Linked DNA regions of Mus musculus: all the other regions are linked to region 3. The links are chromatin loops, found by intact Hi-C in ENCODE. Cell type or tissue: left cerebral cortex. All regions are shown on one strand.

The links. A loop is a pair of places that touch in the nucleus more often than their neighbours do. Peaks named below come from ENCODE experiments on the same cell type or tissue, not always from the same donor. Only the 100,000 strongest peaks of a DNase experiment are listed, where the experiment ranks them.
Region 1: it touches region 3 in a loop (7-fold over the local background); 30 of 42 quality-filtered maps call a loop at or near these places.
Region 2: a loop joins it to region 3, with 2.8 times the contacts of the local background. A loop is called at or near these places in 28 of 42 quality-filtered maps.

Annotation. Positions count from the first base shown.
Region 1 is chr11:116,290,402-116,298,401 of GRCm38, forward strand. It overlaps Exoc7 (exocyst complex component 7), which reads right to left. Exons shown (of 20, transcript NM_016857.4): 7 at 7,170-7,262; 8 at 5,143-5,288; 9 at 4,773-4,925; 10 at 4,341-4,439; 11 at 4,006-4,068; 12 at 3,571-3,637; 13 at 2,874-2,912; 14 at 2,118-2,183; 15 at 1,053-1,173; 16 at 738-833. Among named protein-coding and RNA genes, the nearest start is that of Exoc7, 12 kb to the right of the region's middle. In left cerebral cortex, a CTCF peak has its summit at 4,180 (motif pointing left); a DNase peak (open chromatin) is centred at 4,181.
Region 2 is chr11:116,441,417-116,449,416 of GRCm38, forward strand. Qrich2 (glutamine rich 2) reads right to left here. Exons shown (of 14, transcript NM_001033267.2): 3 at 6,743-6,997; 4 at 5,848-5,970; 5 at 5,667-5,741; 6 at 5,347-5,511; 7 at 5,059-5,180; 8 at 4,534-4,599; 9 at 4,184-4,285; 10 at 3,537-3,737; 11 at 3,066-3,201; 12 at 2,329-2,416; 13 at 1,497-1,697; 14 at 1-138. Among named protein-coding and RNA genes, the nearest start is that of Qrich2, 8.9 kb to the right of the region's middle. In left cerebral cortex, a CTCF peak has its summit at 4,795 (motif pointing left); a DNase peak (open chromatin) is centred at 4,773.
Region 3 is chr11:116,222,155-116,230,154 of GRCm38, forward strand. Evpl (envoplakin) reads right to left here. Exons shown (of 22, transcript NM_025276.3): 12 at 7,815-7,969; 13 at 7,591-7,688; 14 at 7,247-7,419; 15 at 5,905-6,083; 16 at 5,688-5,826; 17 at 5,404-5,597; 18 at 4,835-4,985; 19 at 3,330-3,413; 20 at 3,108-3,218; 21 at 2,914-3,006; 22 at 1-2,047. It overlaps Gm33250 (a long non-coding RNA gene), which reads left to right and starts at 3,107. Exons shown (of 8, transcript XR_389161.4): 1 at 3,107-3,191; 2 at 4,727-4,801; 3 at 5,679-5,831; 4 at 6,800-6,909. In left cerebral cortex, a CTCF peak has its summit at 4,462 (motif pointing right); DNase peaks (open chromatin) are centred at 592 and 4,471; H3K4me3 peaks cover 992 bases.

The sequences.
Region 1 (8,000 bases), 68 kb after region 3:
CGAACGAACGAATAAACGAACGTGGGGGCAGCAGGGATTATCTGGGTCAAGAGTAAGCAAAACAGCAGAGATGCTCTCCTTGGGAACAGGCAGTGTTTAAGCTGCTCGCTGTGACAATTAAGAACAGGAAGCAGAAGGCGCTCAATACACTGAACAAATGCTGTCGACCGCAGCTCACATCAATATTGTGGCAAATTAAGATAGAGAAACAGATGGGGAAAGAGGCCAGATAAACAGGAAGGAAGCGGGAGGCGCTCAGAAAGAAACAGGCCGGGGGCACTAGAGGACCAGAGAAGTAGCCAGAACCTTTCCAAGCTCAAGGGCTCTCATGACCCTACTGTTCTCCAGGGCTAAACACTGTTCACATCTCTGACAGCTCGCTCTTCAGCTATCTTAGCCAGGACACTTGGCACAGCTCTCTGCAGAGGCTCTGTGGTCCCTCGGGAGCAGCTCCCAAAGGGAGGCTGGGGTGGGGGGTGGGGCTGGACAGAGCTTCTCTCTCCTCACCCATGAATTAGAGAAAAGAAAAATGTTAGGGGCTCAACTCGATGGCACACACTATACTCAGCCTCTAGAAGGCTCTGGCTTTGAGCCCTACTCTAAAAACAAACTCCAAGGAGAGCAACAACAGATGGGAACAGGGTTACCACCTGGAATGTCAGGCCTTCGCTGGGGGCCTCACTCTATGGGGGGCTGAGAAGGAAGGGCATGGCCTCAGGATGCTGCTGGCCGCTTACCTGCGCTGGTAGGTCTGGATCTGCTGCTCGATGTGCTCCCGGTAGGAGCGCTCGGCAGTCTTCTGGGTTACAGCCACCAGCTGGATCAGCTCAGACCTGGGGGGAAGGCAGAAGAGAAAGAAAGAGGGGCCTGGCCATCTTTGGCCTTGCAATAGCACCAGAAAGGAGGCCTCCTGTGCCAAGCCTTCCTGAGCTCTAAAGTAGGTGCAGAACAAAGAGAGAAACTGAACACCCAGTCCTAGGAGACTGTAGGGTGCATCCAGCCCTGGAGGGCAGCGGCTGGCACGAGTGCCCAGCGGAGCCAAGGTCACTTACTTCTCCAGGGACTTGAGGATGTAATTGTAGTTGTTGTGTAGGAAGATGGCGCTCAGCGCTGGATCCTCGTACACCTTGGACTTGCTTAGTAAGTTCAGCTGCAGGTTACCCAAGACTTTGCCTGTACAGAAAGATGGGGCTACATCCACCAAAAGTGTCTGATCCAAATGACCTGACTGTAAAAGTATCTTTTATTCAGCTCCATGTAATTGTCATCTCAGAGGCTCACTGCCCCTGTCTGCTAACCTGGGCCTAGGTCTGGAAGCTTCTAGCCTCCATACAATCTAATCTAAGCTTAAAATGTTTTCCGTCTCTGAGACTTACCGCTGAGTAATCTCACCCTTCTTAGTTCTCTCTGAGCTCTGGTTGGCCACTCAACTCAGCTCTCCTGGCTCAAACTCTACTCCGAGCTGACTGACTCAATCTGGCTTCTCTGGGCTTCTCCTGAATTGCCCTGCTTGGCCTCAACCAACTCTAGCAATCTGTTCTAATCTTCAGGCTCCTTCTCATTCTCTGGCTCCGTCTATCTTTACCTGTGTCTGGCTTATTCTCTCTCTATCACTGTCCTGGTAAAACTGCCTCTTCCTTCTTTCTGTCTACGATTCTCTCTCTTAAGTAGCCTCCTCTTCCTTTCTCTTCTCGTGAGAGTTGGGCATATCCTTTTCTGTCAAATCTTTGTCTGATTTGTCACTTTGTCTGCCACTCAATTAGACATCACTTTCAAACATGGGTGCTTCCTTCTACAAACTAACTTTACTCTCATTGTTTAGGATTAAAGGTGTGTACTAAGCACTGAGCCAGACCACAATTAGAAACAGGGTTTTCCAGTAAATAACACAATCTAGGGGTTCACAGTGTGATCAAATATCCTGCGACCCCGGACTTCCAGGGACGGCTAACCAGTTCCTGACAACTGTTGCTTGTTCTTCTGACTACCAGGCCTCTGAAGCTCTTCTCAAAGCCCTGGCTCCTGAACCGGAACTAGCCAGGAAGGGACCAGGAAGAGATGGACAGCACGGAGACAAGGGAGGGAGCTGGCCGGGGGTCGGGGGACAGGGGACTCACAGATGTAGGTGCTCAGCAGCCGCTTGCTGAACTCGGAGCTGTAGCTGGTGGCCGAAGAGCTGGTTTCTGAGAGAAGGTGTACCGTTACTATGGTGGCAATGGCCAAGACCCTCGATGGCCCTTACCACACCCCAGGGGCAGAGGAGGAAATCTCGGGACAGTCCCTGGGCCTCATGGGACAGGCAGGACTCAAGTGAGAGCTCAAGCAGAGATAGATGGGCACCTGCGGAGCCTCAGGGAGCAATGCTTTTAGACTCTTTCTGCATCCCGGTCGGGCTGCCCTCTACAGTAACGGGTTAAGGAACCAGCCCGTGATAGCAGGTAGGCAGTTAGGAGAGGTGCCGGGTACTAACTCCTTCCCAACCTGGTTTCCATACATGATGGAGAGTATCTTGCCAACAGCAAGGTCTCTGGATAGGGTCACCCAGTCAGTCTTTCCACCTTCTCCTCACAAACCCCTGCTACACTGCCACCCCCAGCACAGGAACCTGCTGATATGGAACAGAAGGCAGAGGGGCGGGGCTGGGCTAATCAGGGGTTGTTCCTAGGGCGCTGGACCCATCAGGGTACAGCCTGGATAGGCTCAGAGGCAGAAGGTAGCAATGAAGGGAGCCAGGGGAGGTGAGGGCATCCTTAAGGAACTCAGTCCCTCTGCCCCTCTGCCCCGCCCCAGTGGGTCCTGAGGGCTGGTCCCCTGGGAACCTCACCCACCGGGTTTTGGAGGGGAGGATGGGGCTGGGGAGTCGCACCGCTTACCTCGGGGGTCTAAAGGAATATTGTATGTGTCCCCAAGAACTACGGAGTGACAGGCAGTGCACACAGAGAGGGAGGAGGGAAATAGAGGAGGGGAAAGATGCAAAGTGCAAAAAACAGGTTAGAAATGGCCGGGCCACCCCAAGCCAAGCAGACCCTCCCCAGAGCAGAGCAGCCAGACAGGGACGGCAGTGCACACCAAGCTGAACTACCTCAAGACCTGAAACCCGGCAAAGTGCAGCCCAGGACAGCTGGCAGCTCTTGGCTTCTTGTCCCCAAAATAAAAGCAGAGGGGCGGGTGGGCGGGGCCGGGGACCTCAGTGCTTGGAATGACCCAGAAGAGCACTCTTATTTATGCGCCAACCCCACAGTTTCCAGCCTCACCAAGGGGCAGTGAGGAGATAGAGTGACAGTAGGCAGACAGCACGGGACAAGCAGAGAAGTATGGAGGCGGGGCAGGGCGGGGCGAGCACCGACAGCCAAAGGAGCAAGTGCAGGGTTAGGGCTCATAAGAACTCTAACAAACCCGGCCCTCCCTCCTCATGTTCATCCCCACAAAGTTCATGGGGCTTAGAGTCCCCCCACCCCAGGCTGGAGACCTCTCACCACACCCTGCCCTCACCCAGAGCAAGTCAGTGCCTCCTAGGGGCCTAAGTCCATGTCCCTAGGCAGGAGGGGACAGCAGCTCAGTGTGGTGTACCTTGGGAGGCCAGCATGGCACCTGCTGTCTCCTGGAAGTCCAGAAGCTGCTGTAGGAACAGGATGGCCTGGTGGAGAAACACACAGGAGGGTCAGGGCAGCCATTGCTTCCCACACGTACCCTTTCCGGCCAACAGGGGAAATCTTGTAGCAGGGGTCTGCACAGTGACAAGAACAACTGGCAATTTCAGGTGTTGTCCCTGGACCCGCCTGAGAAGCTAGCCCTTCGTCACCAATGCCTGCTCATGGAGGCCAGGAGCCCTGGGCTGGCAGAGTCCCCACTGTTGCTGTATCCCCCAGAGCCTGAGCTGGGGGGCTTGCCCATACGCTGACAAAGCCAGCTCTCCCTCCTCATGTTCATTCCTACAAAGTCCATAGTGCTCCCGGTCCCCCACCCCCACCCCAGGCAGAGTCCAGCAGACTGAGTAACACCTACATTGCTTGTGAGCTCATGAACAGTGCCGTCTTTAGGCATGTTGTATTCCTTGTCTGGATCATTCTGTAGGAAAACAAACAAAACAGCCTCTGGTTCCTGGAAAGGGCTCTGACCAGTTGTTTCTTGGTTCACTCTGAGCCCTAATCAGCCTGCTCATGGCGCCATCTACTGGCACATGGGAAGAAACCAAAGCGCTCTAAGGGTCTCCCCAGGAAATCGGCACTGCAGGCACCATTCTGAGAGCAAACCTGGCTCTCCTGAAGGTCTGCTCTCTGAGGAGTCCCCAGAGCTCAGGGAGCAAGCTGGGCTGGTGAAGGGAAAGGGATTTCGGGCACCTTGATGTTATCAGCAAAGTCTTCTAGAGCTTTGGCCCCAATGGTCTCCATGGAGGTGATGAGGCCGGGCAGCTTGTTCTTGGTGCTGGCTGCTGTGCCCTGAGGAAGGACATGGCTGACACAGTCATCAGAAGTGCGGAGCACTGCCCTCTCCAGCAAGCCCCGAGTGTAACTCCTTCTAGGTCCTTCCCAACCCTCAGCAGAGACCGACTTCAGCAGGTGGAGATTAACCACAGCTCTTCTGTTACCTTGGGAGCATCTTGACTTGTCCAAAGCCCCTTGGGAGCCACTCATAAGAGCTGTGGGTGAGCACGGAATGGTTTCCCAGAAGGGAGTAAAGGGACGCTGTGTGTGTGTGTGTGTGTCTATCTGTGTGTGTCTATCTGTGTGTGTCTATCTGTGTGTGTCTAACAGACCTCCCGGCTCACACACCTGGAGCACCTGGTCAAACTCGGGCTTGGTCTGCTTGAGGTGCCGCAGGATGGGGAAGACGGTGAGCACTGTGGAGAAGTCATGGCGGATGATGGCTTTCCTGGCAGCAGACACGATGTTCTCCCCTTCAAGCATCAGCCCGTCCAGGGCATCCTAGAAGAGGGACAGGGACGGAGTTGGTTCCTAGGGACAGTGGGCCACTTTGCGGGGCATGAAGGAAAGCCAGAATGCTGTGAAGGATCGGGGAGGGAACCACACCAAGTAGAGTTGAGGGCTTAGGGCGACAACAGGCTGCCCCACCCTCTAGACCCTGCAGTAACAGCTACATGGGGCAGTGCTCAGAGCAGCGTGGCGGGAGGGAGGGGTAGACCTGTATCAAGGAGTCAAAGGTTTTCTTCTGGTGATGCTCAGGGATGATCTCCATCAGCAGCCGGTATTCACTCTGCGCCAGCTTGACGAAGGCACTGACGCAGTGAATGTAGGCGTCCGTCTCCACGTCCAGCATGTCGTCTCTCCCTAGGGGGACAGCAGTGACCCTGAGTGGCTGTTCTGGGAGGAACCACTCACCCTACTGGGGTACGAGTCTCCCCAGCTCCTGGGCTGAGCCCAGACAGCAGCACAGGGAAGAGGAGGCCTACGATGATGGGAAGCCGTAAGAGCTGTGCTGGCAGACCTGGGAGATCAGGTGCTGAGTCCAAACCGTGTCCTGGCACCGTTTTCAGCTCAGCACAGGCAGCATTTATGTCCCCAGATCAAACACTAGAGGTGGTGGGAGAAAGCGCCAAGGGAGGAAAGTTCCTAAACTGACTTCCTGGATGAGGTTGTCTGACCCGGTGTGAGGATTCTGAATGGCTTGAAAGAGGGCAGTCTAGGATAGGCAGGTGGCAGTGTCCATTTTAAGAAGGGAGTCACTGTGGTCCTCCGCTGGGGGGTGGGGGTTCCTATGAAGGTCATTGCCAACTTCATCAAGCCCTGTAAGTGTAAGGGAGTGTGGGCGATGGCCTATGAGGCCGGCTGGCGTGTGTGTAAAGGACAGCTGATTCTAGAAGAATGAGCTGGCCAAGTGAGACGTACAACTATGATCCCAGCACTCAACTGGCTGGGCTACAGTGTGACTACAGAGTTCAAGGCCAGCTTGGAGTACACAGTGAGGCTACCTCAACAAAAGAGAACAATCTGAGAAGACATAAGTGGTTCTCAGTGTCTCTGTGTCGAGCTGCCCCAGGAGGAGATGCAAGCATGCCAGGACAGAACAGTCTGGTTTTATGTGGCATGGACAGGCTCCAAGAAGTGGGAGATCCAGGTTCCTTGACCTCGGAGGAGCCACCTGCCCTCCTGCCTGCCTGCAAGCTCAAGCTGCAGCTGCTGCTCTGGCCAGGCCCCAGGAGCCAAGCATGTGTTCCCAGCTCACAAGAGGCAAGGAGACCTGGGCCCAAAGGAGCCTGCAGAGGGAGCGAGGCCACAGGCCAGGCTCATCCTTAGAGTAGAGCAGGTCATCCTGGGAACTGCTTCGAAGGCAGTGTCTGGCTCGCCTGGGGCTGGGCTACGGTACTCACCAGCCAGTGGCCCGCGCTTGTCGTTCAGGGCCTCCGACAGGTGCTTAACTCGGAAATCATGCTCGTGACCTAGCAAGACGTTGGCCGCACAAACACAAGCAGCATTTATCCAGGGGCCAGGCAGCTGCCCCTTGGGTCCGGGGAAGAAGCCCTTAATCTCCAGGAGCGGAGCGTGAAGTGGGGTTAGGGAGGGGGCACTGAGGAGGGCTCTGAGCCCCTCCACCACCTCAAAGCTCACTGGGAACAGCCGTTTCAAGCCTGATTCTCAGGGAGTCTCAGGACCATGCCTGCCTGTGTGTTTCCTGACCAAGGGAGACCAGGAGAAGGTGCATGGCCCCAGGGTGACAGAGTGAAAGTGTCACTGCTGAGGGAGTGAGGACAGCCTTCTTTGTAAGGGGCTGGGTCCACCAGTCAGCAGATCTGGCTGTCCCTCTCTTGACAGGAGAGGAGGGACTCGTTCCTCAGGCAGCCTGTCCCCTTGGCTACCTGAAGTACTCTTTCTACAGAGGCAAGGAGCCAGAAGGCCCTGGCCAACTTGGTCCTGCCCTGCTGATCTGGGCGTGAAAGGGCTGCCCCACGACAGTGTTCTCTGAGTTGACACAGGACACAAGGACAGGGACAGGGAGAAGGAGCCTTAGGAAGGGCAGAGCCAGGCAGGATCAGACCAGGGACATGAAACTTGTCCTCGGGCCTGCTGAGGCCTGAGGGGTATCAGGGGTGTCTGCCACTCCCACCCAGCCCCGTAGGATCTGTCCCACGGCCCTCCTGGGGGAGGCTCTGCCCTGCCTGATGAGTGAGCGACAGACACACAGTGGAAGAGGGGGGAGCACAGGGTGATTACCTTCCAGAGGAATGAGGTTAGAGCCCCCCTTTTTCCCATCTAGACCATGCTGGGAATACTGTTTCAGAAGGTTCTGAGCCTTACGGATCGTCCCTGTCACCAGAGCCACACAGAGAGGAGAGAGGAAGACCTAGGGAGTGAGTGAGAGAGAACAGCAGCGGCCCTCCACCTGCCCCGCCCGCCCGTGCCCACCCTCGCTCGCCCGCCCGCCCACCCAACATCGAGCATGCCCCTTAACGCCTCTGCCAGCAGGCTCTGCCAGGGCCACCAGACACCCTTGAGGATGGACAGAAGAAAAGGTATTCAAACAACCCAGAGCTCTACACTGTCCCTCAGGTCTGGATCTGAGTCACTTTAAGCGGGACAGAAGGTGATGCACAAAAACCAACCAGGAAGAGCAGAAAGTTCTCCTGAGTGCTACTGAATGGCAGGCACACTTGACGGAGCAGGCGGGGGAGCTAAGAGAAAGCTCTCACACTGAAGGGGGTTCAACCTGGGGGTTCCCTGGAAACCAGCCTAGACTCCAGGCTGGGTTCCCTGAGCATGCTCAGTGTTGGGACATAAGCCAAACATCAGTGGAGGGCAGGCAGCCCCTCGGGGTTGGAAGGGAAGCTTCCTGGGGAGCTGTAACCAAGATGGAAGTCCGACACCCAGAGGCAGAGGCTCCCACACCCTGGAAGGAATGGTAACAAGCTGGAAAGCTAGGGAGGGGCCAACAGGAGTCACCACCTGCAAAGCTAGCCACAGTAAAGACAACATGCTCTTGCCATGGGGAAAAAAGAACCGTTAGTATCACAGGTGAGTACAGATGACATCCTGGCAGCCGGCCTT
Region 2 (8,000 bases), 220 kb after region 3:
CGTCAATGTGCATGTTCAGCCCCTGTTGGCTACCCTGCAGACTGGCTATGTCTGTAGGGATGGATGAATGGCTCACATTCGACTGCAGGAGACGCCCCTCAGAGGAGACTGGTCTGTCTTTCTTTTGCCCTGAAGGAACTGCAAGACAGGAGGGGCTCAGCTTGCTCTGTCTGGTTCCCCCCATGCCCACCAGGGTTCACTCTAGCTTGCTCAAGGCCCAAGCAAGTTGTGAACCCCATTAGCCTGGCTGTTAGGCTGGGCCACACAGTTACAAGCATTCGTGGGTGTTCCTAAGCAAATGCTTATGGCCCTTCCGTGATCCTTGCAGAAAGAACCTGCCTCATTTATGCCTCCTGTCCTTTTAGGGGCTTATACAAGCCCAGAAATCTTTCTACATCAGTCTCTCCAGCTCCCATATGGTAAGTATTTCTAGGTAGAAGTCGAAAGCCTGTTAAAAGGAGCCAGGGCCCAGTAGAATGACAGACTCCTGCTCTTGTGGCCTATTCTTGGTCACCGGTGATGACCCTTGAATTCCACCTTGACCACTTACTGTTCAGCCTCTCAGTGCCCCTGTTCCCTTAGTTGTTCCTGGGGCTAATGTTGATCTATACACATCAGTGTAGGTGTAGTGTAGGCTGTTGCATAGACAAAAACTACCTAGGCAGCCTCGATGTACCTTGATGGTACGGCACCACGGGTACCACACACATTACCTTGTGCCATGGGATCTTCCAGACGCAGGGTTGGAATGGAAATACGTTACAGAGCTCGGAGGTCTAACATACAAAGCTTGGGGGGGTGGGGGAGGGGACAGTGTACAAATGCATTGTGATCCTTGGGTCTCCTGCAAGCATTTGCAAAATACCGTGTGGGGTTGTTATCAAGCTGCCTGCCTCTGGGGAGAGAGCTGTTCCTGCACGTAGACATACCCATGATGAGGAGAGAGATCGGTTTAGTCACCTGGCAGCGTGGGTCCTAGCCTCACATTCTAGTCTAGCAAGGACCATAGGCCTTGTGTGGTGGAACCCAGAGGGCCCTAGCCCCTTGGCCTTTTATCTGATCTAGCTTCTCAAGGAAGACCTGGGACTCTAGGGGCTTCCCAGAGCTAGAGGCAGAGAGGGATACCTATAGGCAAGGGACGGGTGTGTATTTGCGCGCATGTCAGTGGGGGGCGTTGCACATATTCAGGGCTTGTAGCCTGGCTCTTAAAACGTTTGTGTCTGAGCAGGGAAGACCTTGGGCCTGCGGCCAGAGCTGGGTGCATCTCTGTCCCCGTGTCTTCTTGTGTGGAGTAGGACAGTAACAGTGTTCACCTCACAGACCTGGCACACACCAAACATTCGGGAACTGGGTTTTCTCCATCCTCCCTCCCATCACATCCATGAGCTTCCTGGCCCTTGCTGTCTCTAGCCTGGGCAGGAGGAAAGCTGGAGGGCTGTCAGCAAGGACAGGAAGGCTTGGGGACAGTGTCCAGGCTGCCGAGAGAAGAAACCTACCTGCTTTGCTGTCCGCTATCATCTGTGCACTCTGAGGCCGAGAGGGTGGCGAGATCATGTTGCCCAGGCTTGGCTGCCTGTGTGCGTGGGGCCGGGCATGCTGGGCCTGCTGCAGCTGCTGCAGTTGTTGGAGCTGCTGCAGCTGCTGCAGTTGTTGGAGCTGCTGGAGCTTAGCCTTGTTGTGTTTTGTCACTCCTGGGGCTGAAAGGGCATAAGGAGGGGGAGCACCAGTGAGAACTGTGGGGAGGACCTTTGGGGAACAGGAGCCGGCTGAGGTGGGGGTCCTCCACATGCTGAGTCTGTGGCTGTGCCCCCTTAGAGACTACATGTCTACCTGCCCATCAGTCTGCCCTCCCGCCCGCTCAGATTTACTGAGGACCTTGCGTAGGGTCTGAGTGAGTTCCGTCCTGGACTCGCGTTTCAGGAAAGAGAACATAAGGAAGGCACAAGGCATGATGGGAACTTCTGGTATGAACTGGAAGTTGGCCTTTGGGAGCCTGGTTTGGTACTGGGATCACATAAGCATCCTTTGCTGAGTTTTGGAAAGTCTGTCAGGGCTTGGCTGTATTGTTACAGGGCGCTGAGGCGGAGGAGGTGGGAAAACTCAGCTGTGGAGGTGTGAAGGCCAGCAAGAAAGGACAAGGCCACTGCCAGGGGACAGGCCAAGGTCTGGGTGCTGCTCTCCACTAGAAAGCAGCCACTTGGCTTCAGGAGGAGAAAAAGTCTTTAGGGCCCAGTGATCCAAGACATGCCCATACCAGGAAATAGACAACTGTCCTTTGTCACCCAAGCGAGAACCTAGAAGGAACTCAAGGCTGCCTGGACCACTCACCATCTTTCCCTAGGATGCCTGGCAACCGTGTATCCATCCGTCCCTTGTAGATGTGTCCGTCGAGGCCCAGGATGTCAACCTCATCATGCTAGAGAGGGGTATGCGTGTCCATTAGCATTGTAACAGCCTGAGTATCCCCCAGGAAGGCCTGGAGTGCAGACACTGTCAGCCAGCAGTGCTCAGAACCGCCCTGCCTTCCCCTGCCCCCCTCCCCCCAGCCCTATGCCTCACCCCCTGAAATGAGGCCTGAGGGCACATGCCTGTAATCCTGGCTCTCTGGAGACTGGCAGCAGGCTTCCCACTGACTTCAAGGCCAGTCTGGGAGATATATAGCTAGTACCAGTCCAGCCAGGACTGTAAATAGCAAGACTCACTCTCAAAAATGAAAGGCCCCTGCATGGAGTCTGGTCTGAGGGCAAGATGGAAGGAGGTACTGTGGAACTCTGCGGCCCCGTGGTGGAAGGTGGTAGGGTAGTGCCTGGGAATCAGGTGGAAGGATGGCGTTCTACCCAGTGGCAAGCCAGACCTGTATATCCTAGCTACTTTGGGAGTCCGAGGCTCGAGGATCGTGAGTTCAAGGCCTGCCTCAGCAACTTTGGAGAGGTAACTTGGCAGTAACCTAGCAACCCCTGGGACAGCAAGGGAGGGAGGGAAGAAAGAGGACCAGTTGATGGGACTTTAGGTGGTTTTCCAGAAGGGGCATGGCGGGACTATCCTTCCCATGGCTCCTGACAGACCTTCATGGCGATCTGGATCTCCTCCAGTGGAGACAGGTGCTGCGGGCGGTTTCGCCGGTAGGGGTAGGTGAGGGTGTGGCTGCCCCCACAGCGACGGGATACAGTCGAGTAGCTGTAATCTGCTGTGTCTGCTCCCCTGGGATGTAGACAGACACGGGGTGGGGGTGGGGGGTGGGGGGAGTCATCACTTTGAGCCACCCAGGAGTGTTACCTGGGACAGGCTGGTAAGTAAGCCTGAAGCTACACACAACGTGTCACACCGTGTGTGTGTGTGTGTGTGTGTGTGTGTGTGTGTGTGCGCACCAGTGTGTGTGTGTGTGTGTGCACACTCACAGTACACCCTCACCCTTGTTCCCATCCCCAACCCCAGCCCCCAACCCCCACCCCACAATGGACGGGGGGCGGGGGGGAGCAGAAGCCAAGCTTGGCCTTCATGGGGGCCTGTGTGTCCCTGGACTCTGTCTGTCCTACCGTTTGTAGCATGGGTGGCTGAGGCACTGGGTGTGCAGCAGCTCTCGGATCATCTGGCTGCTGGCCTTCACAGAGCCTCCGAAGTGGACCTGCACCTTCTCCATGTCCATCAGCATCCGGGAGTGCATGCTGTGCAGACGCCCCACGCTTCTCTCCATCTGTGACATGTCAACCCGAGGGAAGCTGCTGCCCAGCTTCAGGCTGTGAGACCCAGGCGTGAGGAAAGAGGTCAGCCCAGGACCAGGCAGGACCTTGTGGGCTTTACCCTTGCTTTGGCTCCAGGCCCCTGCTGTGCAGGAGCAGGTGTGAACTGCACTGGCCCTCGGGAACTGACTGAGGGCTGAGGGTCACTGGGCAGCTCAACACCTCTAAAAGTCTGGTAAGGGACCACCAGACTTGCTGGGGAAAGTTTTTTCCCTAACACAAAAGCCCCCTTCCCCAACAAAATAAACGCTTAAAATGTCAAAAACCCACAAAATAAACAACAAAAACAAATACAAAACAAAAAAGGAAGTTCAGGTCCTCCATGGTGCTTCCGGTCAGAGTCCCTCTAGGCTACTCCCAGTGTGTATTCTCAAGTCATCTCTGCCCCCTCCCACCCCTGCCCTCCCTCCCCCTCCCCTGCCCAGGATCCCACTGTCCCATACTTTCTGCTTTGCTGTCGGATCTGCTCTAGTTCAAACACAGTGTAAGGCCGGACGGAACGGTGCCCTGGCATGCTCGAAATTATGGGGGTCACAGAGATGACTCTGGGCAGGGACAGAGAGAAGGGGGAGGGGCGTGAGAGAGAGAGAAATCCCACGTCTAGGCCACCCACCTCCATGCTCTACGGGACGGCCCTCACTACTCAGTATGGGCCCCATAGGAAGGCTGAGGGGACCAGGGACAGAGATGAACCCAGGACAAGAGGCGAGACGAGTGGGTATGGGGAGATGCATCCCTGCTTCGAAGCCTTCTCCCTGCCACCAGATGCTGTGGTTGAGGTGTGCCCACTCACTGTCCAGTCACAGTTGTCTCCAAGGGACGGTCACAGGACAAGCAGTGGAAATGAGCCAAGAGCTGCCTGTCAGGAATGGGACACAGCCAGTGAGATCCAGAGAGCTTGTCCCCCCCCTCCCCCCGCCCCAGCAGGACGGGTGGCAAATCCTGCCCTACTTCCTGGGAATTCAACTGGTGCTAACCATCCCTTGCAGGCACGCATTCTGAACCAGCTAGCCAGCCTAGTAGCTTGTATGTGCCTCTGGTGCCCCCTGGTGGACATGAGTGGGATTTCCCTAAGCCAGTTTCCAAAGGGACACCTTGGAGGTGTGTCTCTGCCCCCAGAAATCCAGTGTACTGCAATCTAACCCCAAGAGCCTTGCACCTCCTTTCTGCCTTTCCCCACCACTATTGGAAGGATCTGGCCAAGTTACTCAACTCTAAAATGCAGTCCCTCCACCTGATTGACAGTTCTGGGCAGAATCAGTCATGCACTGCTCACCTGGGGCCCGCCCAGCATTCCCCATTGCCTTCCGGGCCTCACCTCCGCATGGCAGCCGCCTCGTCGGCCTGGTAGAGTGGAGGGCGCTCTTTGAGCTGCTGCCGCAGTGATTTCCAGCGGTCCTCCAGCATCTGCTTCAACGGATCCAGCTCCAGGCGGTCCAGCTGGAGGGTGGACACCAGGTGAGCTCGAGGCGGCAGGGAGATGGGGTTGTGGGGTGGAGGTGGGAGGGATCGATCTATGCTTGCAGAGAGCGGTGGTGCCCCGATGGCAGGGCCAGGAATGGCGAGCGAGCAGCCCAACCTGTCCTGTGTCTTTTCCCACCCCCACCTTGCTGTCCATCTCTGCCAGGAGCTTATCCAGAAGTTTCTGCCAGTCTTGCTCCTGTCCGCTCATCTTGGCCACCAGTTCCTGCATCATGTGGTTCAGCTGCTCTGTAGTGGCATCAAACTGGATCCGGCTCACTTTGGATGCCAGAGCGCTCTTGTCGGCTTTCTGTGTGAGAGACCAGCATGGGGTGGGGATGTTCCTCGGGCAGTCTGTCCTGTGTCTCCGTGTCTCCCGGCTCCCCACACATCCCTCGCCCTCCCCACCCCAACTCCTCCACCCCCATTCCCCTCACAATGGCTGGGGAGGAGCCAGAGGCTCACCTCATCAATCTCCATCTCCAGGTGCTCTCTGTTGGCCTTTTCCTTATCCAGCCTTTCTATCCCCTGATACAGCACCTGGAGGCCCGCGGGACAGAGAAAGGGAAGAGTCAGCAATGCCGAGAGAGTGAGCCGAGTGAGCGGCATGGGTGGGTGGGGCGGGCGAGCCTCTGCCACTGCTCACTTCAATGTCTTTCTGCTTCTGCCGATGGTCCTCAATGAGGTTGCTCGTGGTAATGTTGAGCTTCTCACAGTCACCCTGGACTTGTAGGATGGCGCTCTGCACGTGGCCCAGCAGCTCCTCATCCTGCAGCAGCGACAGGGGAGTTTTTGGAGGCTGCTGGGGCAACCCATGAAGCAGTCCCATGGGTAGGCTGCCTTTAGAACTTAGAATGTGACACCCCCCCCTCCCCCCCATGCTCAGGAAGATAAGTTCTAGAACAAATCTGGGCTACCACACAAGGCCGTCAGACCCTACATCATGGAAAGAAAGAACTGACTCCTGCAAGCTGTCCTCTGGCTTCTGCAAGTATGCCATGCAATGTGCACGTGCACGGATGCACACATGCATACACGCAAAGAAACGCGTACACGTTAAAATCAAAACCATCATCACCCAGCACATGCGCTCCCTTCAAATCCATTCTGGCTTTCTTCAGAGGCATCCAAGACAGTTGTGTCCTCCTCTGGATGTTGTCACCAATCCCCCTACATGCTGGTAGACTGGCATCAGTGGCCTTTGGGGGCATCCAAGAGGTGACTGAAGCTCACATGTCCTATGGCTGTCCCATGATCCCCGAGAGGTGAGGTGTGGGCAACAGTGTGAACCAAATCTCAATTCTTGCATCCAAGAGCAAGATCTGGTGGTGACCCTCAGCCCGGCAGCAAGCCTTCCCTCCAGGGGACATCTGCAAAGTGTTGGAAACACTGGCCACCGAGGGGCAGTGTGTCCTGCAACTGTGCCTGCATCCTGTGATAGGCACTGTGTGTCCCACCCACACTAAGTCCACCCTTCCCATACACTCCTAACTCCACATCCAGCCACCCTGTGACGGAGCTGGGCAGAGAGAAACACTCACCTGGCCCTGCAGCTTGGCCTTCTTGGAGGGTCTGGAGGCAGCGAGGCCACTGACCATGTCCTGTAGCTGCTCGTAGCGCTGGACCAGCAGACTGACTTGGTGGCTCACATCCAGACTGCAGGCCGGACAGGTGGCCTCGGGGTCGATCTGGCCGGGCACTAGGCAGGCGGTGGACTTGTGTGGGGTTATGCTCATGGAGAGCAGCGTGGAGGAGCTGCCCAGCATGCTCTCAATGATGGTTCTGAGCTTGTCCAGCTGCATGCGGGACAGACAAGAAAGGCGGGGCAGGGAGGTGGGGTAAGGGTATTATGTCTCACCAATGGTGTGGCATATTCTGCCTGTCCCCTGCTGTGAGACAGGCAGTCGCCACCTCCTCAGAGCGTCACAGAAGGCGCTGCACACAGTACACAGTTGATCTCTACCCAGCACATGGTTTTTCAAGTACCTTTGCCGCCAGCAGGCAGCATTAATGACAAAACCCGCTGTGGGAGGGGAACTCCATTGGGTTAATGCACACAGCTTCTGTAGCTAAGTCCTGTGTTCTCCCGGGGCCCTGATGACGCAAAGTCCTTGCAGCACAAGGTGTGAGCAGTGGACTTGCACATCTGTCTCACCCAGGATGTAAGGTCTAACAACAAAGGAATGTGAGAGGTGCAGATGAAGGTACAGGGATATCTCTGGGTCTGGAGGGGCAAGTGGCTTCCAGGGCAAGCCACTCAGCCTGGCCCTCCTGTTTCCCTCTTCTCCCTATGGTCTTACTTGGTTACCACCAATGACTGTTGGTCCTGGGTGGTCAGTTGGATTCAAGAACCACCAGCCTAAGGATGCCTCCCAGTTTCCAAAAGGGTCATGATCATGTCACACCATCTGCTTCCTAGTGGTCAGTGCTACCAGACAGTCTCTCTAGAGCTTTGGGAAGGCGTTTGAGACAGTGTGAGAGACACACAAGTTGCTGGAGGACCGAAATAGAAGAGAGGTGTGCAGCCAGGAGGGGTGAGGGAGAAAGGCACACATGAATGAAGTTAGGCCCAAGGAGTCAGTCAAAGGAATGGCCTCCCTCCGACTGCCCTAAACTGGAAGTTTGCTCTCCAGTTGCAGCCCTACACTCAACACATTTCCCTTGTGTTCTGAGCTCACAGGGTCAGCAGCTTGCTAAGGATGGGTCCTGAGCTAAGGCCCATGCAGCAGATGGCTGCCAGGGTTGAAAAAGGCATACCGATCTCTGAGTTAAAACAATCCCGAGAAAAGCTAGGTATCT
Region 3 (8,000 bases):
CCTCGGCTCGGTCGATCCGCTCCTGCAAGCTCCGGACATCCTCCTCCCGGCCCTTGCGGGCTGCGCGCTCCCGGTTAAGGATCTCCCACACTCGGGCCCTCTCGCCCTCCAGCACCGGGTCCTTCTCGACCCTGATCACTTCCTTGTATATGGTCTTCTCCTGTGATTTAGTTTTCTGGAGGAGGTCGACCTGAACCTGCAGACCCTGGCACTCCCGGTGCAGCTCGGTCACGCGGTTCTTCTCCTGATCCAGCTCGCGCCGCAGAGCTTCTGTAGACCTCTCCAGGTCAGGATCTTTCTCTAACTTGACCACTTCCTCCATGATGATCTTTTCCTGCAGGGCAGGGGGCCGCTTCTCCAGCTCCTGGATCTTCAGGGTCAGTTGCCGCAGCTCCCTCTCGGCGGCCAGCTTCTTGCTGCGATCCTCCTCGAAGCTGAGCCTGGCCTCCTCCTCCTCAACTCTGGCGCCCAGCTGCCGCACCTCCAGCTCCAGCTGCCGCCGGCGCCCCACCTCCTCATCCAAGCTGCGGCTCAGCCGGCTGTGCTCCTCGCGCAGCTTCGGGTCCTTCTGGGTGACCACCACCTCCTGCACCACTATCTGCTCCTCGGGCCGCCTCCTCTCCAGCAGCAGTAACTTGTTCTGCAGCTCGTACACAGCATCCTCCGTGGCTCGCCTCCTCTGGACAGCCTCCCGCACCTCCTGCCGGAGCCTCTCGGCCTCCTTCTCCAGCACCGGATCCTTCTCGTGCCGCACGACTTCTTTGCTCACCATCTTGGTCTCCACCTTGGACCTTTCCCGCTTCCACTCATCGCGTTCGCCCTGGAGCCGGATGAGCTGCTCCTGAGAGCGCCCGTTGGTGTTGACCAGTTCGTTGAGCTGAGCCTTGAGACGGTCGATCTCCCGCAGCACCTCTGGGTTCTTCTCGTGCCTCACCACCTCCTGAGTCACCTCCTTATATTCCACCACGGGCTTCTGAGCCCGCAGGACCTCCAGCTCAGGCAGCAGCTTCTCTACCTCCTGCTCCACGCCGCTCTTCTTGCTGCCTGTCTCCTGCAGCTGGGCCCGGAGCCTCCGGATCTCCTGCTCTGTCTCCGGGAGCACCTGGAAGATCTCGCTGACTCGCTCCTGCAGCTGCACCTTGGGCTTCTGCTTTTCCACCACCCTGTATTTCTCCTGCAGCTCCTGCAGTTCCCTGGCCAACGCGACGTTGTTGTTCTTCTCCTCCTCCAGGAGGCTTCTCAGCCTGGAAGCCTCCTTGAGAAGGCCCGGGTCCTGCTCTACCTTCTTCACCTCCTTCACAATGACCTTGGGCTCCACTGAGCTGATCGCCTGCTCCAGGTCTTTGATGCGAGCCTGTATCTTGGCAACGGTCTCCTTCGCCCCCTTCCTCCGTGCAGCATCTTCCTCGATCTGGAGCCTCAGAGTCTGGGCCGCCTTAACCATTTCTAGATCCTTCTCCACCTTCACCACCTCCTTCACCACGACCTTCTCCTTCACGTTCATCTCCTTCTGCTCCAGGGCTAGCAGCTCGTCCTTCAGCTCTTCCAGCCTGGCTGTGAGGACGCCGTTCTCCCCGCGCAACCGTTGCATCTCACTGTGGAGCTGGGTAACCTGGCTGTCCAGGCCAGGGTCCCTCTCGATTTGGGTGACCTCTTTGGTCAGCAGGTGAGGTTGCATGGTCTTCCTCTTGCCCTCCAAGTGGACAACCTTCTGGGCCACCGCCTCCAGCTCGGCCTGCAGGCGGGCCCGCCTCTTGCCCTCTTCCTCCACCCGGGATGCTGCCTGAGACAGGTTACTCTCCAGCTGGGGGTCCCGGTAGAATTCCACCACTTCCTTCTCCTCCAGCCGCGCCACAGGCTGCTGGGTCCTCAGCTGCAGCAGCCGCTGCCTCTGCTCCTCCAGGTCACGCTGCACCTCAGCCACCCGCTTCCTCTCTTCCTCAAGCTGGGTCTTCAGGACCTCTGACTCCGCCGTCCTTGCGTGTGCCGGACTCCCAGATCCCTGTCTCGCGCTGTGGATGGCTTGGATGTCCTCATCAAGTTCCTTCTGTAGGTGACCGGGAAAGAGAGAGACAGTCCTGGGGTGAGCAGAGAAAAGACTGGAGCCCTATTTTTCTGCACCCCACCCCTGAGGTCAGAGATCCCAGCCTGCTGTCTTGGACTTCCCGGTAGATCCTGGGCAACGGAACTGAAGATTTGGAAGACTTGAACAGAGGATTCGGAGGAGCTCACTGAGATGCTATTAGGATACAAAGCAGGGTCTGGGTCCCCCAGCCCCGCCCCCTGGGGGAGGGGCTGCTAACCTTCTCCAGTAGACACTGAAAAAATGGCTCAGGATAAGAAAACCTGGCCAGCCACAGGCACCAGAGTTCCTGGCTTCTGCTCAACCCACAACGGAGCCCTAGATGGCCTATTTCCTATGTGACTGGTCTTTTTTTTTTTTTTTTCCCCCTTGGTTTTTCGAGACAAGGTTTCTCTGTGTAGCCCTGGCTGTCCTGGAACTCACTCTGTAGACCAGGTTGGCCTTGAACTCAGAAATCTGCCTGCCTCTTCCTCCCGAGGGCTGGGATTAAAGGTGTGCGCCACCACTGCCTGGCTCAACGTAACTGGTCTTAAGGCTGAGGACTATGGAGCATTTCTTGGCTCTCTAAAGCTCTCTTGTCCCCACTGGAGGACTGCTTATGGCTAAGGGAAGACTGGAGGGCACCCCCAGAGCCTGCCTGGAGTAGGCACAGCCTGCATGAACTTCTAGAGAAATCTCCATGCCCAGGCCTGTCCAGAGGCTAAGGCTGCAGGGGAGAAAGGTGACATCCGGGTCCACCCCGGACCAGGCTGTCCACTGTCGTCCCAGGGTGGGCACCACCCCGGACCGGGCTGTCTGCTGTCGTCCCAGGGTGGGCGCCATCTTTTTACCTTCCTGAGCATCTTTTTAGCAAACTCCAGCTGGCGCAGCTGCTGCTGCTCAGCTGCGGCAACCTCAGTGTAAGCCTTCGCAAGGTTCTTCTCCTGGGAACAAAGTGGGGAGAGGGACAGCAGAGTCAGCTCCGGCCTGAGGGGCTGCAGGGCTGGTGCCAGGAGATGCTCAACCCTGCCAGGACCAGCCTCACCTGAGCCTGGATGCTCTCCTGCAAGGAAATCACTCTGAGTCTCTTCGGGGCGGACACTGCCAAGGCGGGCTCTAAGGAGCAGCGGTAGGTATCTGCTTGCAGCTCATAGTCCTGAACAGGAGGGAAAGCCACTTGCAGAGACTGGACCTGGGGGACCAGGGGCTGGAAGAGGGAGGGGAGGCTGGTGGGAAAACAGGGAGAAGCTGAAGTACAAGTGCTCACCTGGAGGGCCTCCTGCAGGTCCCGGGTGAGGCGGGACACGGTGGCCTGGTCCTGCTCGCGCCCCAGGATTTCTTGTATCAGTCTCTGCCAAGGAGGAAGCAAGAGTCACAGGGGCTGGGGAAAGCTCTTTTCCCACCAGCCGGTGTCCCCAGCACCACAATCAGCCAGCACACATAAGCAACAGGGACTCAGGGATGCCTCCCTTCTCTGACATTCTTGTCTGATGGCCCTAGAGTTCTGTCTTGTCCCAGTGGCTCTTACATTGTAGCTCTGGTGTCATTAGGCCACAGATCTGCTGGATTCAACTGTCCAGTGAGACCCTGAAGCCCTGGGGCACCACTCAAGCTTCCAGGGACCAGCCTCTGGAAACTACTGCTTATCCAATCATTCTGAACCCTGGGTATGCATTGTAATTTACTTAGAATCTAAAAGGAAGAGGAGGGGGAGGAGGAGGAGGAAGAAGAGGAAGAGGAGGAAGAGGAGGAGGAAGAAAGAAAGAAAGAAAGAAAGAAAGACAGACAGACAGATCTGTATGAGTTTGAGGTCAGCCTGGTCTACAGAGTGAATTCTAGGATAGCCAGGGCTATACAGAAACCTGTATCAGAGAGAGAGAGAGAGAGAGAGAGAGAGGAGAGAACACAACAGAAAAAAGGTACCAAATGCTCTGAGAAGTCCAGCTTCATTTTTCTGGGAAGGGCCCTGCCCCCGCCCCCTTGAACTTCTGTCCTGGCTGATTCTGAGGCCTCCATAGACAACTTTCAGTCTGAGGGTGACCCTTTTCCAGCGGGGCTCCCAATACTGTAATGTCAAGTCTGGATTCCATCCTGTGCTTAGAAGAACCTGCAGGGTCTGTCTACCTCCCAGGGACCAGAGTCCTTGGAAAAGACATTTCTCATCTAGGAAGAGACATTTCTCATCTACCTGACTTTTTTTTGGGGGGGGGTTGAGACAGGGTTTCTTAGTGTAGCTCTGGCTGTCCTGGAACTCACTCTGTAGAACAGGCTGGTCTCAAACTCAGAAATCCACCTGCCTCTGCCTCCCAAGTGCTGGGATTAGAGCCACTGCCTGGCTCTACCTGACTTTTTTCCTCAGGGTTTTTTTCTCAGGTCACTTGCCCTCACATGTGTCCACCAGGGGGCGCTCATATCAAGCTGGTGGCTTGCCTGTCTCTAAAAGCCACGGGATGGACTTCTCCAACAGGTGGCATGCCTGAGGGTGTAGGTCTGTACCCCCCACTCCTGGTTTCTCCCCTTCAGCCTTACCAAGGATGAAGAGCATCCCACTGGGAAGGCAGTGTTGACAATGCTGTGGAGGGGTAAGGGCCACCCCACCACCACTTCCTGATCTGACCTATGGCGTCTCTTGCTTTTAATCCTTGGCCTCATGAATACAAGCAGCTGCCCCTGCTAAGGAGGTGGCTTTGAAGAAACAGGTATCTGGAGACCCCAGCTCGAGGCCAGGCCCTGTCACAGGTAATGTTCACCCCTACAGCCCCAGCGCCTCACCTTCTGTGCTTGCAGCTTGTAGGAAATCTGGCTTGGCCCGTCGCTGGGCTGCACCCGGTGGTGGGGCAGCTGCTCCAGCCAAGAGCTCAGGTTGTCCCTGCTGTTCCTGAGCTGCTGGTAGGTGAGGCTGGCATCCTGTACTATCTTCTCCCTGCCAGGGGACAAGGTCCCATACAGGTGTGAGAAGCTGGCCTCCATCCCGAGACAGACCTGAAGGCCCGAGCCTTGCAGCTAACAGAGATTGTGTCTCAGACACAATGAACGGTGCCTGCCTGGCATTCATTTCTTTTTTCTTTTTGGTTTTTCGAGGCAGGGTTTCTCCGTGTAGCCCTGGCTGTCCTGGAACTCACTCTGTAGACCAGGCTGGCCTCAAACTCAGAAATCTTCCTGCCTCTGCCTCCCAAGTGCTGGGATTAAAGGCGTGTGCCACCACTGCCCAGCCTGCCTGGCACTCATAAGAGAGGGAATTAAGTATAGTTATCCCCATTAGAAGCAAGGAAAGAGCCCCAGAGGAGTTAAGTCACTAGCTCATTGGCAGCGGTGCCCGGGCACCCCTTCCTTCTACTTACCTCAAATCCAGCTGGTCCCCCACAGCGTGGTAACGGTCAGTGAGGGCACGAACCTGGCGCTGCTGGCGCGGCAGGTCTTGGCAGAACTCTTGGAAATTGTTCTGCAGCGCACTGCACGCATGCTCAGTGGCCTTCAGCTGGCGGTGCAGCCCCAGCACACAGGCCTGCTGCTGAAGGAGTTCTTTGCGCTGGCGCTGTGGAAAAGGGAGCCGGAATGGAGCGTGCCCTAGGCTCCTTGGGAGACACAGACCACTCCTGTCTTCTCCTTCTCTCAGGAACCCTACCTGCAGCTCGCTGACCCTCTCCTGCAGTGCCCCAGAGCCTTCGGGGACGGGGCCCTCAAGTGCCAGGGCGGCTTCAAAGCCTTGGATGACCCTGTCTGCCTCCTGGATCTGCTTCTCCAGGCCCAGAGCAGCCTTGGCTCTGCGGTGAGGAAGCAACGGTCAATCAGCTCAGTCACACACTCCAGTGCCCTCTAGACGGGCTCTCCCTGGCACTCACTTCTCCCCATAGAGGTGGCACAGGCTCTGCACATCATTGTATCTGTTCTTCACACTGTTGAGGACCACGGGCAGTTGCAGGGCAGCGGAGCCCGTAGGCTTGGTAGACAGAAACGCCTCACACTCCTGCTGGGCTGCCTCCTTCTCCGCTCCCAGACTCTGAAGGCGCTGTGCTGTGCCCTGGGTCAGGGGTGGAGCAGGCAGAGGACACCGTCAGGGATTTCTGGGTCACCTAACCCTATGCCTCTGAAGGCGTGGTCCAAGTGTGGGGCCAGGCCTGCCTCTTCTTGTCCCCATGGAGATAGCTGAGGGCAGAACAACCTTTCTCAGCCCACACCCACACCCTTGGCCTCTTCATCCGCAGAATGATGGATTGGGAGGTGAATTGAGATTCTGTATATTAGATCCTTAGCAACAAGAACCAGGCACACCGTGGCCTGGCGTTGCTACTGTCAGTCAGTGTCCTGGTCACTGTCAGCCCGGTACCTTGCTGTTACTTTGGGCTAAGCAGGCAGAACCCTGGCTCATAGTTCACTCAGGGCAGCCACCTTCTGTCTCTCATCACAATTAGTTCACCTATTTTGGTGTGGCAGGGTCAGCCACCAGCCTCTGGCATCCTGTACCAGTGTCCCATCTGTGAGACCTTCCAATGAGCGAGCATCCAGATTCCTCCCCCTACGCCACCTGAGCATCCTCATGCAGCCCCTGGCTTTCCATCCCCCTCCCTTGGGAAGCCCCCCCACCCCCAGGACAGGCTGGGCTGCTGCACCCTCCCCCCATGCTACCCTGATCTTACTGCATGGCAGACAGACCAGAACAGGTTAGACAACAATGTAAATGAACATGGTTCACATTTTTAAAAATCCAAACACTAATGGTATGCTCTATTTGAACAGAAACCGGTTTGGAAGGCTAACCAGAATGCTCGGGTACCTCCAGGCTGCAGGGTTCATGTGTCAGAGACACATGGTCATCACTGGCTGACTCAGTGTTTTCATCCCTCCAGGTAGGTTTTCCCTGCTTAGAACTCTCCCCCTATGGGACAGCCACAGCTCCCTTGCTGTTCCCATGACTCTCACTAGAAAAAACATCCATGTGTCAGGGGTCCCTACTCTGGGCCAGGCTTTGTCACACTTTCACCTCTGGGATGCCCAAAGGATGCGGGCACCACCCCAGAGGTAAGCAAACTAAAGTCAGAATACTGACTTGACCACGGTGACAGATCCTGTCCGTGGAAGAACCAGGATGGGAGCCCTGTTTTCTGAGTCCATGGCCCCAGGAGTGTGTGCACGCTCAGGGCAGGGCCCTTTCCTGTCCTGAAGCTCTCAAGGCCACCCACTTACCTCACAGCTGTGGATGCGGCCCTCGAGGTCCTTCAGTGAAGAAGACTGGCTCAGTGGGCTCCGGGCCCAGCTCAGCACCTGCCTCTCTATCTGCCCCAGATCCCCATCCAGCTGGGTCATCTGTGACAGGAGCGTCTGACCTTGTGGGTCAGCGGGGGCTGAGCCTGCCGGAGCTGGGGACAGAAGTGCTAGTGAGGTCTTATGTCTGCCTGAGATGGGCCCTCCCTGGGTGCCTGCGGGACCTGGAGGGTGGGCAGGGCCTGACTGAGGGAAGAAGAGTCTAGATGGAGTACCTCCTACCCAGCACGCCCACCCATTGGCCCTCCCTGACCATCCTCTGGTACCCTGCTGGCCAGGCTGTAAGTGTTCCACAGCAGCAGCCTTCAGGCGGTTCTTCTCTGTAGACAGCTTCTGCTTCAGGGTCTGCAGCTCCGTGGCCAGCCTGGAGAGGATGAGAGGAAGGTGTCTGTCTGTCTGTCTGTCTGTCTGCCTATCTGGCCCTAGTACCCACTGCTGCAGAGGAAAAAGCATTGGCCCTGGTGCGTGTGGGCATCCTGGGGTGAGCTACCTAGAGGCTTTGGCCACAGCTTCAGGGTCTGGTGCTGGGATGCAGAGGCAGGCAGCTGGGGCACTTTTGGTCTCTCCTCCAGGGCCCTGAACCAGCCACGTGTATGGGTCAGCATTATCCTTGAGTGTGTACCGCTCTCCCCGAAGCAGCTGAACCTGAGGACGGAGAGGAACTCCAGTGGGATCG